Regions from separate parts of the Mus musculus genome. Here region 1 is linked to region 2. The links are chromatin contacts, found by POLR2A ChIA-PET in ENCODE. All regions are on one chromosome and are shown on one strand. The core of a region is the stretch at or near the end of the contact, and the rest is flanking DNA. Distances in the headings are between cores, read along the strand shown. Region 1 has its middle 26 kb from the start of 1810024B03Rik. Region 2 holds the start of Itpripl1 (inositol 1,4,5-triphosphate receptor interacting protein-like 1).

Region 1 (7,387 bases), core at 1,718-4,217, 39 kb before region 2:
CAAGCCGGGCAGTGGTGGCACACGCCTTTAATCCCAGCACTCAGGAGGCAGAGGCAGGCAGATTTCTGAGTTCGAGACCAGCCTGGTCTACAAAGTGAGTTCCAGGACAGTCAGGGCTACACAGAGAAACTCTGTCTCAAAAAACAAAACAAAACAAAACAAGATCTGGATCAAAAGCTTGTGTCAGCCTTGCAGTGGTGGCACATGCCTTTAATCCCAGCATTTGGAAGGCAGAGGCAGATGGATTTCTGAGTTCCAAGCCAGTCTGGTCTACAGAGTGAGTTCCAGGACAGCCAGGGCTACAGAGAAATCCTGTCTCGAACCACTCTCCCCGTCACACACACAAAAAAGCTTGTGTCATCCCATGTCAACATCCAAGTCAGAAGCCGCAAGATCTGGATCACAGGTGTGCCCTCAATTTCTGGATTGCAGTTCATTCCAGGTATAGTCAAGTTGACTACCAGGAATAGCCACCACAACCAATATGCATAAATTAATACATGCTGGAAAATTACAAAGACATTCACCCTGTGTGAATTAAGTCCTTCTTCATAACGGTGATGCCCGCAGCTGACTCCTTTGAACTTTAGTCTGTGGTCTAGCTATTGGCTATCCTGTTTCGTCTAAGAGCATACACAGTAAGCTGCTCCTCCTACTCTGGTCTGAAGGCAGAAGGCATGCTCCACAGGCAAAACCCTTCACCTGTTACTGAAGTGAACAGTTCATTACATGACTCAAATGAGGAATTTTAAAACACTGGTGTGGTACAATCCTTTATCTCAATATTTTAAGAATTTTCATCCATAGGAAAACAAGGTTATTGCCCGGGGAGCATGAGACTGGGATCAAAGGTGCCTGAGTCAACATAGCTTCTCTTAGAAACAGTTCTAGTACAGGGAAGAAGATGCAGCTCTCCTAGAATTTTTGCACCTTCCCCAGAAGAAATCGCTCCTAAGTGATTACAAGATTAATTAAGAAAAATCTCTTTAATGACAGCATGCATTCAGCTCTGGCTAATGCTTAGAGAAGAGACAGCCAAGAACAGATTTTACATTCCACATATGCTGTCTCATGTAAGTCTCTCTTAGGTTCAGGCCCCAGGTTAAACAATTTAAATATGGACTGGAGACTGCAAGTCCCACAGATGGGAGATTTACACAGAAAAGATATAACCAGAATTATTTTTAAGTATACCAGTGCATTGAAACAGCAGGCCACTCTTTGGTGATGGGGTCCTGAGTTTGAGGTGCCGGAAGATGAGAAGGTTGGAAAAGTAGAAGAAAGCAGTGGTGGCAAACGCCTTTAATCTGAGTACTTGGGAGGCAGAGGCAGAGGTAGACAGATTTCTGAGTTCAAGGCCAGCCTGATCTACAGAGTTTGTTCCAGGACAGCCAGGGCTACACAGAGAAACCCTGCCTGGATAAATAAATAAATAAATAAATAAATAGAAGAAAGTATCAAAATTGTGATGGGGGTGTCTTGGATAGGCTGTCTATGCCACACAGGCTTCTGGAGAACAGCATCTTGTATACTTCTTACAGGGGGAAAATGGAACAAGATAGGAGACTTCTATGAAGTCAGCACAAACTACTATACAGTGAGAAAACCACAGGAAGGAGCTAATAAAAGAAAGCTGGAAAAACAGGAAGAGAGAATCTCTCAAAAACGTTCCTGACCAAGCCCACACTGGACTCGGGACTGATAACCATAGCCGCATGTGGTGGGATCTCAGGGTCTGAAGCAAGCCATCCCCGAAGGCCCTGGCCCCAGACCTCCACCCGCTCTCCCAAGCACCGTCCTTGCTTTAGAGAAGGAGCTCTATTTTATTCCCAGCACTTCAGGGCCTTAGGGGAAGCTCCCAAGCCTGAGCCCCAGGTTGGCATTGGCTCTGGAGACCTAGAAGGAGCTGTTCTATGCCTTGCTTGACCAGGCCAGTCCTCACCAAACAGTGTTTTTCCTTTTCAAAGAGTTATCACCAGCTGTAGTCTTGCCCATGTGACAAAACGATGCTTTTCTCAAGAAGAAAACCAGACCTTTATGGCACACCAGGCCTTAAAGTTGGTTGTGGCCCTATATTGCCCCTTGGAGCCACTTGTTAGAGACCTGCTCTTTGAAGTCAGGATGGGGCTAATTCATGATTGTAAAGCAGAGTTGTCTCCTACCTTATGGTTTGTGGACAAATGTCTGGACAATCCCGGTAAACTACCACATGTATTCTAGCATCCTATTCTCCAATCGGCCTTTTTAGCATAGCACATACCTGTGTGGAGTTTTAGGGGCAGTCCTCCCTCACCTACATTCGACTTGCCGCCACTACAAGCATTAGTCGATCCTTTACATCAATTTTACTCTTCTACATCACAGCTTAATATTTGAGTGCTATCCGACACACGAGATGCCTTTTACAGGCTCCACAAAATTAACTCGAAATGGGACTTATACCTAGCTATAAAATGCCTAAATGCTAAGGCCAAAACTTACAGAAGAAACTATAGAAACAAGGGCTCTCCAAGTTTGGCATCCTGCCAAGGGTATTTCTACACAGAAGCCCTTTCCCCAAATGCTTTGTGTAGATGCAGCCACCCTAGTGAGATTATTCCGAGCCCACAGCCGGGCCCAGGGAGAGAGAAGGACCACAGGGGAACCTCACAAGTAACAGCTTCTGTCAGGCTGCTGTTTACCACAGAGCCCCCTGGGCTCAGCCGCCTGCTCCTCCCTTTGTGGGAGACTGCCCTGCACTTAACGTGTCGGAACTTCTGGGCTTGCCTGAGCTCCCCGCACCCAGGAGCGGCACACAGAACACATCAAGCAGAAACATTCAAGACTGCTAGCTAAATTTAAAAGAGGAACTTGCAAGATCGCACCCGGAAGAGCCCGCCTTCTCTTTTGGGTGGCAGATCCGTCTGGATGTCCTAATTGGCTAGTGAATCTGGAGTGACATACACACCACCCATTGGATTAGAGTGTGCTGAAGGGACACAGCGGAATAATTCCGGGCACAGGTTGCCAGTCTGAGGCCAGTCCTTTCCCGGATCTGTAGAAATTTGCATTTCAGTACCACCTTTGTCTTTCTTCCAATTGCTTGCCGGTCTTTTTCCCCCACCCTGGTCAGGGGAAGACCCACAACTCCAATTTGCTCTTGGCTAAGTTACCCGCTTCTCTCCACTGTGGGCCACATTGCAAATTTGGAGCTTTCCAGAGCTCCAGTCACAACACTCAGTAGGCACTTCCGCTTCTTCCTTTTGGAATCATTGAGACTTTACTTAGGGAATGTTGATAAGTTCACATATAGGTTTGCCTACCCCTATGCATGCTATGTTAAATCCTCTTCTGAACTTGATCACAAGGTAAAAGCAGAGATTTTTAAGGGCATTCTTAGCTCAAAGTCATGCAGAAACATACGTAAATTATAAAAGTATTGGACAGAAATACCTCTAGAATGTTCATCTTCTATTACAAAATCTTAGCTAACCATCCAGTAAATGACGCTGTAAAAGTAGATGGCTAAGGAGCTCTTTGTTAATCATTATCTGTGATCTAACCAATAAATGTATCAAAATATATAGATACAAAAATGTATCAATGTACAGAAAGAACAGAGAACACTAATGCAGAGGACCAACCTCACCTAGGTCTGGGTTCCTAAGAGAAGGGGTGTTTGAGAGCAACAGGGAAACAAGCAACTTGAACTCAAATCATGGGTCCAAGCTGCTGGCTTATGTTCTGCTGAGATAGCATTCCAGATGAGATGGCTTCCCAGACTGCTTTCTCTGTGTCTGTGTGCTCTAGACTGATTTTACTTTCTATTCTAAAACCTCTGTGGTTGAGACAGCTAGCTTTCTGCGTGAGACAGCTCTCTCTGCTAGTAAAAATTCTAAACGCTCTCTGGATAGCTCCTCAGTTTTCTCACCAAAGTCAGAAAAACTGATCTAAAAAATTCTTGGCTTTTCCAATCAAGTCAAAAATACTGTTAGAAAAATTCTAAAAGTAATTCTTGGGTTATCAAAATCAGAAAGGAAAAAAAAATCTGCTGTGTTCACTCTTCACATAGCCTTCTCTGGATAACTGCTAGAAAACATTTTAACAGAGCTCTGTCACCTCTCTAAGTAATTCTTGGAATTTCTAACCTCAGACATTAGAATGTTAGGAAAAAATCTTGAAGAGCTGTGTTTGCTTTCCAGAGATATCCAGATAGCTCAGCTCTCATTACAGAAAAAACACTTTAAAAAGTACTGCAGTATCTTCCTGCTAGCTCATCATATACAGATCAAAAGCCTGGGTTTTTTTTATTACATATGAATTTGGTTATTTATTCCAGGATCCCTTTTGATTATCCTATGAATCATCTGCCCATAACCCCAGCTCCTTGATACTTAAGAGACAGCAAGTACATTTTATTTATTTATTTTAACAATGTAAAAGAATTCAGAAATCTTGCTTAACTCTGTTATGTAGCTGGGTAGGAGTGTGCTGGGGGGACACAGAGTAGTTGCAAGCAGTGGAATGTTTCTATTGAGGCTTACTGGGCTATCCTAGTAGGTATTTGGAAGACTCTGCTGCTGAGAGTGACTTGTACTGTGCAGACCTGGCCCAAGATGTTTCAGTGAAGAAGAACTTCAGTATCTGGCCTAGAGACTGTTTTTGGTGAAGAAGATGGTTCAGACCCTTGTCTGAAGAGTCTACCTGAGACTAAAGTAAAGAGATTTATATTAATTACATTAACAAAATAAGTCTTAAAAAAATCCCAGCAGAGACCTTGCTCTCTTGTTTTGTCTTATAAAGAGTGTTTTAATTAAAAGGAGCAAGCAGAGAAAGGAAAAATATAAAATGTATGTTTTAAGTATTAATGGGGCACCAGGAAGTGAAATGAAGCTGAATCAAATGATCAAGGAGATAAACAAAATATGGGGGTGGTAGCTTTGGTGCAAGATCCCAACCAACAAAGCTTAGATCCACGCATGATGGAACATGCCTTTAATTTCAGGAGACAGAGACAAGCAGATCTCTGAGTTCAAGGCCAGCCTTGTGCAGAGCAAGTTCCAAGTACAGAAAAGCTTAAGTTCAGGTGTGGTGGTACAAGCCTTTGATCCCAGAATTCAAAAGAGAGAAACATACAGATCTCTTAGTTCCATCCAGGTCAATCTACAGAGCAAGTTCCAGGACAGCCAAGGTTAGGCAAGGAAGAAATTGGAAAACAGAAAGATGGTGATAATGTAATAGAACAAGGAGGGCATGTTCCAGCTCAAACAAGCAGCATAACTAAGCAGTTTCAGCTATGAGGCTCTGGCTTTAGAATAAAAATCCAGAGACAGCCAATATTGTACCTTGCACTTCAGTTGGGTTTGGTAATGTTTAAGAATCAACCAGGTGTTAGTGGTTTTAATGGTATGAAGAAGTCATGGATAGCAGCTGAGGCTTGGGACTGTGAGAGACCCAGGAAGGCCATTGGTGAAGGTGCAGTTGACAGCCTACCACTGAAGGGTCATGCAAAGAAGTTAAGGCTCGACACCATGAAGAGAGTCCATGAAAGGATTTTGGTGGTTCCTAGTTGCAGCAGAAGACCACAGTGTATTGGAGATGCCAGCACCATAGGATGGTCACCAAGAACAGCAGCAGCAGTGAAGTAGAGTCAAGTGCTACAGAGAGCAGAGCTGGAGATATGACCCAAGTGAGGAGCAGGGAAGATCATGTGTGGATCCCAGATATTAAAACAAGAAGCTGCAACCTTAAAGTTGCCTTCGATACCCAAAGATGTTAGAGATGCTAGAGCCATGGAATATCTGCTGAGAAAAGCTACAGATAGAGTGGAAACAGACCAGGAGAAATGTTTGTTCCAGTCAACACAAAGATAAAAAGGACTTAGAGATCTGAAAACCACTTTGACATCAGACATGGAGATGCAGAGTTTGGAGTTTGCCCAACTGGTTTCCTGTCATGCTTTGGGATTACAATGAAGTGATTGGATGAATCTCAGAAGAGACTTTGAACTTTGGAATCTTAACATTTTTGAGACTACTATAACTAAGGGGAGTTTGTAATGTATTTTTTAAAATTATGCTATGGCTAAGTGTGGCCCCCATAGGCATGTAAGTTTGAACAAACCTATAGGGACCAGTTACTGGAATGTGGTTGTTTGAATATGATTGGTCCAGGGAGTGGCACTATTAGGAGGTGTGGCTGTAGGGGTGGGCATTAGGACCCTCCTAGTAACCAGTTGGGAGCCAGTGTCCTCCTAGCGACCTTCTGATAAAGATGTAGAACTCTCAGCTCCTCCTGCACAATGTCTCCATAGAAGCTGCCATTCTAGCCTTGATGATAATGGACTAAACTTCTGTACCTGTAAGCCAGCCCCAATTAAATGTCCTTATAAGAGTTTCCTTGGTCATAGTAAAGCCCTAAGACATAGGCAAAAACACTCATATATATAAAGTAATGTCTAAAATGTGTGTGTGTGTGTGTGTGTGTGTGTGTGTGTGTGTGTGTGTTGTCCAAGCTGGACATAGTAGTGCATTTCTTCAATCCCAGTACTCAGACCACAGAGGCACACATACACACACAGGAAAAGAAGAGCAAAATTAATAGCACAGATAAAAGAAGCACTATAAAGCTGGAACAATACAATCACTCTGAACATCATATCAGTTATTTAGAATATACAATCATTTTCAAAAACTAATATTGCCAAGCATGATAGCATGATCCCAGCACTTCAGAGGCAAATATATGTCTATGAATAATTTGAGGCCACACTGTTCTACACAGTCACTTCCATAGTATAGCATGGTGGGACAGACATATGTTTCCTATAATGTGTCTGTGGCATTGCCATCAAAGGAAATTACAAAAAAGAAAAAAAAAAGAAAAAGAAAAAAAGAGAAAAAAAAGAAAAAACATGAACATAATAAAAATTCTGAATGGAGTTACTAGCAGCAGCTAGTTGAGATATGATCATTAAATCTTAGGAAGAACTATTTACCACAGGGATCCATAATTCAAGTTGAAAGCCCTTTCTCCATTTGGAAAATTTAACACTCTCTTATCAGTGATCTCCTTATTGCAAAGAAAGAAAATCTTATTTCTGCTTAGGATTCCATTAAGGGTAGTTTATCTTATTGCCCTCTTTGTCATACTTCTTGAAGTCATTACCCTTTCTGAATCTTCTCGACAGACTGAGACTTCATTGAGGTAAATGTATCCTCTCCTAGGTCTCGGGTAATGAAAAGTGTTTGTTCTTGTGTCTTTAACTATGATTTCTCTGTCTTTTGAAGAGTCTTCATGTTAGTTTTATTGCTGAAAATAAAATTTGAAATGAATTTATTTTTTAGCATCCACAATTAAATCCTTTCTTTTATAAGAGTTGCATTGGTTGTGGTGTCTCTTCACAGCA
Region 2 (7,472 bases), core at 1,900-4,399:
CCAGATATTTTTCTGTCTCTATTTCCCACCTCCCTGAATAAGCAATGGGGCTATACACCCCCTCCTAGATGTCCGTCCTTTTAGGAAGGTCCTGGGATTTAAGCTTATGTCATCATGCTGCACAACTAGCACTTTACCAACTCTCTCTCTCTCTCTCTCTCTCTCTCTCTCTCTCTGTGTGTGTGTGTGTGTGTGTGTGTGTGTGTGTGTATTTTGAGAAGCAGTCTTTGCAAACTCACCACTAGCAAAGTAAGGGTCCACATAAGACAAGAAGGAAATCTAGTCCAACACAACTCAGTAGCTGATGTTAGTTCAAAATTTCTTTTTTTTAAAAGATTTATTTATTATATGTAAGTACACTGTAGCAGCCTTCAGACACTCCAGAAGAGGGAGTCAGATCTCGTTATGGATGGTTTTGAGCCACCATGTGGTTGCTGGGATTTGAACTCCAGACCTTTGGAAGAGCAGTCGGGTGCTCTTACCCACTGAGCCATCTCACCAGCCCCTCAAAATTTCTAGAGTCTGACACAAGGTGGTTTATTTCAGGCATATATAAGTACAGTACAATTTGAAAAACAAGTTTCTGGTATAACACACAGTCCCGTGTTCATAAGGAGGCATAATTACATTGAAACTCTTCTCAAAGTACATGTCGCTTCTTCCATGCAGATGGGTCCTAAAGATAGGCTGCATGTGTTATCTTAGGGACCCAAGGGGAGGATCTGGTGTGGTCTCAGCCATACAGATAGCACAGAGGTCATCGAGACTGTTAGTCACCTCCATTCCCAGCCTTCTGGGCAGAGACCAGTTGTACATTCATGGAGGAGACAGCCCCATACAGTGTTTAACATTCCTAGCTTCCCTAATGCTCTCTGTGAGCACAAGGACCTTTGTGCTCCTAACACCTGTCCAACCTTTGCAGGGTCTCATGTAGCCCGGACTGGCCTGGAGCTTATCCCCTGCCTCAGATCTCCCAAATTCTGGGATTATAGTCCTGTGCTATGATGTCTGGTTTACAGTGTTAGTTTTTAGGGGCCACAGCTGAATTTACTTCACAGAAAATCTACCATATTTCTTTGCTTAACATGGGTAAATAAATTCCCACGATGTTAGAGTTCACTTGTTAAAATGAGTCACCTGGAGGGTTTCCTATTTATCCCACTATTAAGTTAACAAAATACAGGTTGGAGCGGCCTGGAGGAACAGCTCAGCTGCTAAGAGTGCCTGTTGCTCTAGCAGTGGGCCTGAGTTTAGAGCCCAGCACCAGTTTCAGGGGATCTGGTGCCTCTTCTGATCTTCATGGGCACTAGGCACCATATGTAGTACACGTACATACATACAGGCAAACACCCATACACATAAAAAGTAAAAATAGAAATACAACTTGGAGCTGGGCATGGTGGTATACACCTATAATCCCAGCACTTGTGAGGCAGAGGTGGTAGATCTCTGTGTTTCAGACCAATCAGGGCTTCAGTGTAGTGAGACCCTATCTCCAAAACAAAACAAGTTGGGGAAAAAAAGTGGTGGTGGTGGTGGAAACAAAAGATGTTCACTGATAATGAGATAATGAGATAAATGAGATAAAGAGATATTTGTTAATTCAAGTGTGATCTTTAAGTGAGATAGCTTGGTGGAATTTTTTTTTTTTTAAAGACTGATTCACTTTAAAAAGTTGTGTATGTTTTGCCCACATGAACTCTGTACCTAAGTCCATAGAATAAAAGGAGGGTGTCAGGTTGTCGGATTCTCTGGAACTGGAATTACAGATAGTTGTGAACCACTTAGTAGCTGCTGGGAACCAAATGAGTGTCCTCTAGAAGAGTAAGTTCCCTTAACAGCTGAGCCATCTCTCTAGCCCCTTGTTGTTTTTTATCTATTTATTTAATGTGTATTGGTGTGTTTGCCTGCATATGTATGTTCACTGCATGCACAAGTCACAAACAGTTGTGAACTACCATGCAAGTGGCTGGGAATCAAACCTGAGTCCCCTCAGAAGAGTAGTCAGTGCTCTCAACCGTTAGGCCATCTCTCCAGCCTCTTGTTGGGGTTTCTTAACATGTAGTAAGCCTTGTCGTGCCTTCACACTTTATGAAGTTCTCTTTGCTATGGACGTAGGATCAGCAGAGCTGCCTGAAGGCTTAGGAATTTTTGTTTTTTGTTTTTGTTTTAGAGGACCAGGTTTCTCTGTGTAGCTCTGGCTGTCCTGGTACTCTCTCTTTAGACCATGTTGGTTTTGAACTCAGAGAGGTGCCTGCCTCTACAGCCTGAGTGATGGCATTAAACATATGTGCTACCACTGCCTGGCTAGGTTTAGGGTTCTTACCTCTATGTGACTAGTAAGTGACAAACAATGCTCCAAGGCAGGTCTTTGAGTGACAGATGTCCTTTCCTAAGAGTCACTTTGATTAGGGAAAGATACCTGATTTGGGGAAGTGACGTCTATAGTGGGGTATGCATATACCTGTGCATGTGTGTGTAGTATTGCATGTGTATGCTCGGACCTGCCTCCTGTGCACCTGGGTGCAAAATCATCGTCTTTAGAGATCTCTACTTTGAGACAAGGTCTCTTAATAAAACCTTATACCAGTCACTTAAGCTCAGTGGCTCTGTCTAGCTCCATTTTTTAAACTTTGGATTAGAGGTGGATGTCTGGGGACCCAAACTCACATTATCGTGCTTGGGCAACAGGCTCTGTACCCAAATGAGTCATCTTCCCATCGAGTGAGGCTTATTAGTGGTGCCTAAAAACATCTCATTTCCTTTTTCACCTTGCATAGAGCCAGAGGGAAGTGAGAATGGCTTTTCCCAGTCCTTAATTTCTTTCTCACCTTCCCACCCAAATTCTCAATAAGCACACATTGCCCTGGTAAAAGAAACTTGGTGGGAGTGGCAGCAGGCACTTCAGCCTTGTGCCACGGAATGAAGCAGAATAGCTGTGAGCGCGTGGCCACAGATGCTCTGCTGTCCCTTCAAACCCTAGGGGGGACGACTAGAAACAAAAAGGTGTGAGGCCTTAGGGAGGGAGGGCCCCATAGGGAGGAAGGGCCCCATAGGGAGGGAGGGCCCCAGCTCTGGAAGAGTCCCTGCCTTGGGCCCCGCCTCTTGGCTTCGAGCAAGGGGTGGGGTTTGTCGGGGCGGAACCCCTGAGGCGGGAACCGCTGTGGATTGCTGGAGTCCGCCGGGACCAGCACCGCGTGGTAGTCGCTGCAGTCCGCTGCCCGCAGACTTTGGACCTCGGAGACATGGTCTGTACCCAGAAAGAGCTCGTCAGGTGGACTCTCTCAGTTTGTGTGGAGTATGAACTGGGAGCATCGCGTACGCCCGGAAGAAGGCGAGGGCGGCCAGGTCGCGCTGTCTCTTTAAGAACGCTCTCCTGCTAACTGAGACCGTGAGTAACTGAGCCCCTAGTTCCAGGAGAAACCCTTAAATTTGGGTATTTTATTGGGTCAGGAGAGATGGGTGAGTTTGGGGGAAGTTACTAAGGGTAGAGGGGGGCCTTCACTTTGAAGCAGGGCCGGTGGCTCGGGTATTTTGAACATGGAGGGGGCAGTTGGGCTTAATTCCAAAGCGAGGAGTGCCCCTCACCTGAACTCGATGGCCATGGTGCACTGCCTTTCATGACTCAAGAAGCCCCATAGCTGGTGAATTACTGGGGTGAAGGCCGGAAGCTTCAGGTTTCAGTGGTTGGGCAATGGGGCCAGGGAATCTCTGCTACTGTCTGTCAGTTGGGTCTTGGCCCCTGAATTCTGCAGGCACTTTCCTGGACTGAGAAGTGCAGCTGGACTGATGGCCATATGCTAGCCTGCCTCAGAACCTCATCACTGTAATACTAAGGAGTTGGCAGCACAGTGCCAAGTCTGGCACCTGCAGGGCAGAGTGGTGAGGTTAAGTGGTCTAATGACACAAGGTAGGGTTGTGAAGTCACAGAGGAAGTGGGATGCTGCAGCTAGGGACTGAAGCTGGCTACCCAAGGATGGGGAAGACATTGCCCGAACAAGATTCTGTGTTTTCTGCCTGTGGAAGGGAGCCTCTGGGACTGGCAGGGCATATCTGGGGCCCGAGGTGGACCGATGAGTCGGGTGAGGCCACCCCACTGTAAGGGTCCCCCTTCCCATCTTATACTGGAATAAAAACAGTCTCATGTCCCCTAAACACCACCCACGGTATGTGGAAGGAAAGAGGTTGACTCAGGGTACATCCTATGGTCTCCACTTCCTTTCCCCAAGGCGGACCGTTCTTGCTAACTCCCACCCTAGCTCTATGCACTTTCTGTTCCTCCTGAGTAGTTGGCATCCAGGATTTGAGGTACCAGGGCTCTGGGGACTCTGTGCTGGAGAACAGATGTGCCCCGGAAATCACCACTGATCCCCACCCTCCTACTCCTCCAGATGCAGAGGCCTCCATGGCTGTGATAAGCCTCATGTTCTTGGCAGTGATGTATGTTGTTCACCACCCCCTGATGGTCAGTGACCGCATGGACCTGGACACGCTAGCTAGGAGTCGGCAGCTGGAGAAGCGAATGAGCGAGGAGATGCGGCAGTTAGAGATGGAGTTTGAAGAGAGGAGCCGAGCCGCTGAGCAGAAGCAGAAAGTGGAGAACTTCTGGAGAGGGGATACATCCAGTGACCAGTTAGTGCTGGGGAAGAAGGACATGGGATGGCCCTTCCAGGCCGGTGGCCAAGATGGGGGGCCTCTGGGCTGGATACTGGGAAACCTGTGGAATGCAGGCCTCTTTTGCCTTTTTCTCATCTTTGAGCTCCTACGACAGAGCATGCAGCACGAGCCAGCCTTTGAGTCCAGCAGCGAGGAGGAAGAGGAAGAGATCCGTGTCGTGCCCGTCTCCTCTTACACCCGGCTCTCTGATTTTCCCTCCCAGGAAGCCCTGGAAGCCTTTTACAAACATTATATCCAAAATGCCATCCGTGACCTGCCCTGCACCTGTGAGTTTGTGGAGAGCTTTGTGGATGATCTCATTGAGGCCTGCCGGGTGCTCAGCCGCCGGGAGGCTCACCCACAGTTGGAGGACTGCCTGGGCTTTGGGGCTGCCTTTGAGAAGTGGGGAACCCTCCACGAGACCCAGAATTTCGATGTCCTGGTGCCCATTGTCCCTCCCCAGGGCACTATGTTTATCTTGGAGATGAGAGATCCGGCTCTGGGCCGTCGTTGTGGCTGTGTGAAGGTGGACTCTGAGTGCATGTGCAAGCATGAGAAGCTCTTGGGGGATGTGTTGTGCCTGGTGCACCACAGGGACCACTCAGCCATGTTGAGCAAGTGTACTAGCTCCATCAAGGCAGCTCTCTGCACCAGCTCGCACCTGGACGTGTGTAAGACCGTGCAGTGGTTCCGAAACATGGTGAGCAATGCCTGGGCACTAGTGGCCCACAAATACGACTTTAAGCTCACTTTCCCACCGTCCACCACCTCCTGCAAGCTCAGGTTGGGTTACCGCTCAGGCCGCTCTCTGTCCATCAGTTTGGTTCTAGGGGTGCAACGGGAAGATACCTTGGTCTACCTGGTGAGTCAGGCCCCCGAGCAAGAACAGCTCACCAGTGTGGATTGGCCTGAGTCCTTTGCAGCTTGTGAACACTTGTTTCTGAAGCTGGTGGGGCGCTTTGCCCCTGAGAACACCTGCCACCTCAAGTGCCTGCAGATCGTTTTGAGTCTTCAGGACCATCAGATCTTACCCCCGGGAGCATCTCGCCCCATTCTCACCTCCTACCACTTCAAGACAGCCCTCATGCACTTGTTGCTACGACTGCCTCTGACAGACTGGCAGCACAGTATGCTCTCTCTGCGCCTCCAGGACCTCCTCTGGTTCTTAGGCCGAGGCCTCCAGCAAAGGTCTCTCCATCATTTCCTCATTGGTAACACCTACCTGCCCCTGACCATACCCATTCCTAAGGCATTTCGGAATGCTGAGCCTGTCAATCTTTTCCAGCACCTGGTACTAAACCCAGTGGCACACTCGCAGGCAGTGGAGGAATTCCACAACCTTTTGGCCCAGGTGAAAACTCTACCTTGCTCCCCAGTGGCTGGAGGACTTTAATGGAAAGACCATTAAAATATATACATGTAGATAGGTATTGCTGATTCCTCAGGCTGCAAATGTGACTGACCTTCGCCTTGCCCGTGGGAAGAAGGCTGCAGCCAGTGGAGCCTGATCTGGGAGAGCTGGGGGTGGCTGAGGGCTTATCTCCTGACTTAATTTCAGTCATGACCTAAAGAAAGTAAAAGTGCGTGAAAACAAATGTTATGGGAGGGGATTGCCGCTGTGGCACTGAGATCCTGTTGAACTGCATTTTGTATCAACCCTGGAAGCCAAAGCTCCAGCGATCCCTCCGTGCTAGCTCAGTTCTTTCTGTGACTGGCTCCGTGTTCCCTGTGAAACAGCTTGTGTTGCACTGTTAGCGTAATTCCCACCCAAACTGATGCCTCCCACCTTTCTCCCTTGAAGCGACAGCCACAGTTTATACTTCAAGATGTAAGTTTTCATGACTGGTTTGAAAGCACAACCAAGATGTTTCTTTTCTTTTCTTTCTTTCTTTCTTTCTTTTTTTTTTTTTTTTTTTTTTTTTTTTTGAGACAGGGTTTCTCTGTGTAGCCCTGACTGTCCTAGAACTCACTCCATAGACCAGGCTGGCTTTGAACTTATAGAGATCCACTTGCCTCTGCCTCCCAAGTGCTGGGAGTGTATGCTGCCACTGTCAGACAAAGATGTATTTGTAGTTCATGTGTATGAGTGTTTTGTCTGCATTCTAATCTATGCATCATACGCATGTAATACCTGCAGAGGACAGGAGAGGGCATTAGTTCCCCTGGACCTGGAGTTAAAGATGGTTGTGAGCTGCTGTGTGGGTGCTAGGAATTTAGCTTGGATCCTCTGGAAGAGCAGCCAGTGCTCTTTAACCACTGAGCCAACTTTCCAGCCCCATTCTTTTCTTTTTCTTCATTGGCACACAAATTTATAGCTGTTTTTGTGTGTCTGAGTACTCAAATATTTGTTAGTTTTGATTCATTATGAGTTAGTGGTGACTCATCCCATTTTAAGAAAATGTGTTTCCTAGACTTAGTGAAACCAGCGACACCTGATGACCCTCCTCGTTCCTGGAAGCGCTATTAGAAAGCTCTTCCTGGTGATGATTTTCTGGGGGCTCTACGATGGACAATCTGTTTCCTAGAGAGTGGCCTGTTTGTTACATGGAAAGGCTGAGCTGCCGCTCACTGTGCGTTCCTCTGGTGATGGCTTTCCATTTTCTTTTCAAAGATGACACAGAGGTTTCTTGAACTTTGTGGTTTTGAAACGAGGAGTCCCCACAATCCAGGCCGGTTGCCAGGCCTGGGCAGGAAGGCCTGTGAAGTAGATCAGTTCCAAGAGCCCTGATTGTAGTCGGTGACTGTCACGTTTTCCTCTTGTTCCAAAACCTGCATCTTGAGTATTAAAAAAATAGTTATGGGTGTGGTTGTTTTTG

The links. ChIA-PET counts read pairs that join two places held with the same protein, here RNA polymerase II (POLR2A).
Region 1: POLR2A ChIA-PET joins it to region 2 with 10 read pairs in embryonic stem cell. The contact joins the enhancer-like site here to the promoter of Itpripl1 in region 2. POLR2A ChIA-PET finds 5 or more read pairs at or near these places in 3 of 5 experiments (Patski and embryonic stem cell).

What each region holds. Positions count from the first base shown.
Region 1 is chr2:127,178,496-127,185,882 of GRCm38, reverse strand. No RefSeq gene overlaps it. Among named protein-coding and RNA genes, the nearest start is that of 1810024B03Rik, 26 kb to the left of the region's middle. Within about 2 kb of position 2,967, at least 1 of the 3 ENCODE cell types and tissues checked has a DNase peak (open chromatin) inside an H3K27ac peak, as active enhancers do.
Region 2 is chr2:127,139,134-127,146,605 of GRCm38, reverse strand. It overlaps Itpripl1 (inositol 1,4,5-triphosphate receptor interacting protein-like 1), which reads left to right and starts at 3,149. Exons shown (of 2, transcript NM_001163527.1): 1 at 3,149-3,391; 2 at 4,392-7,472. The coding sequence starts at 4,406. The coding sequence ends at 6,049.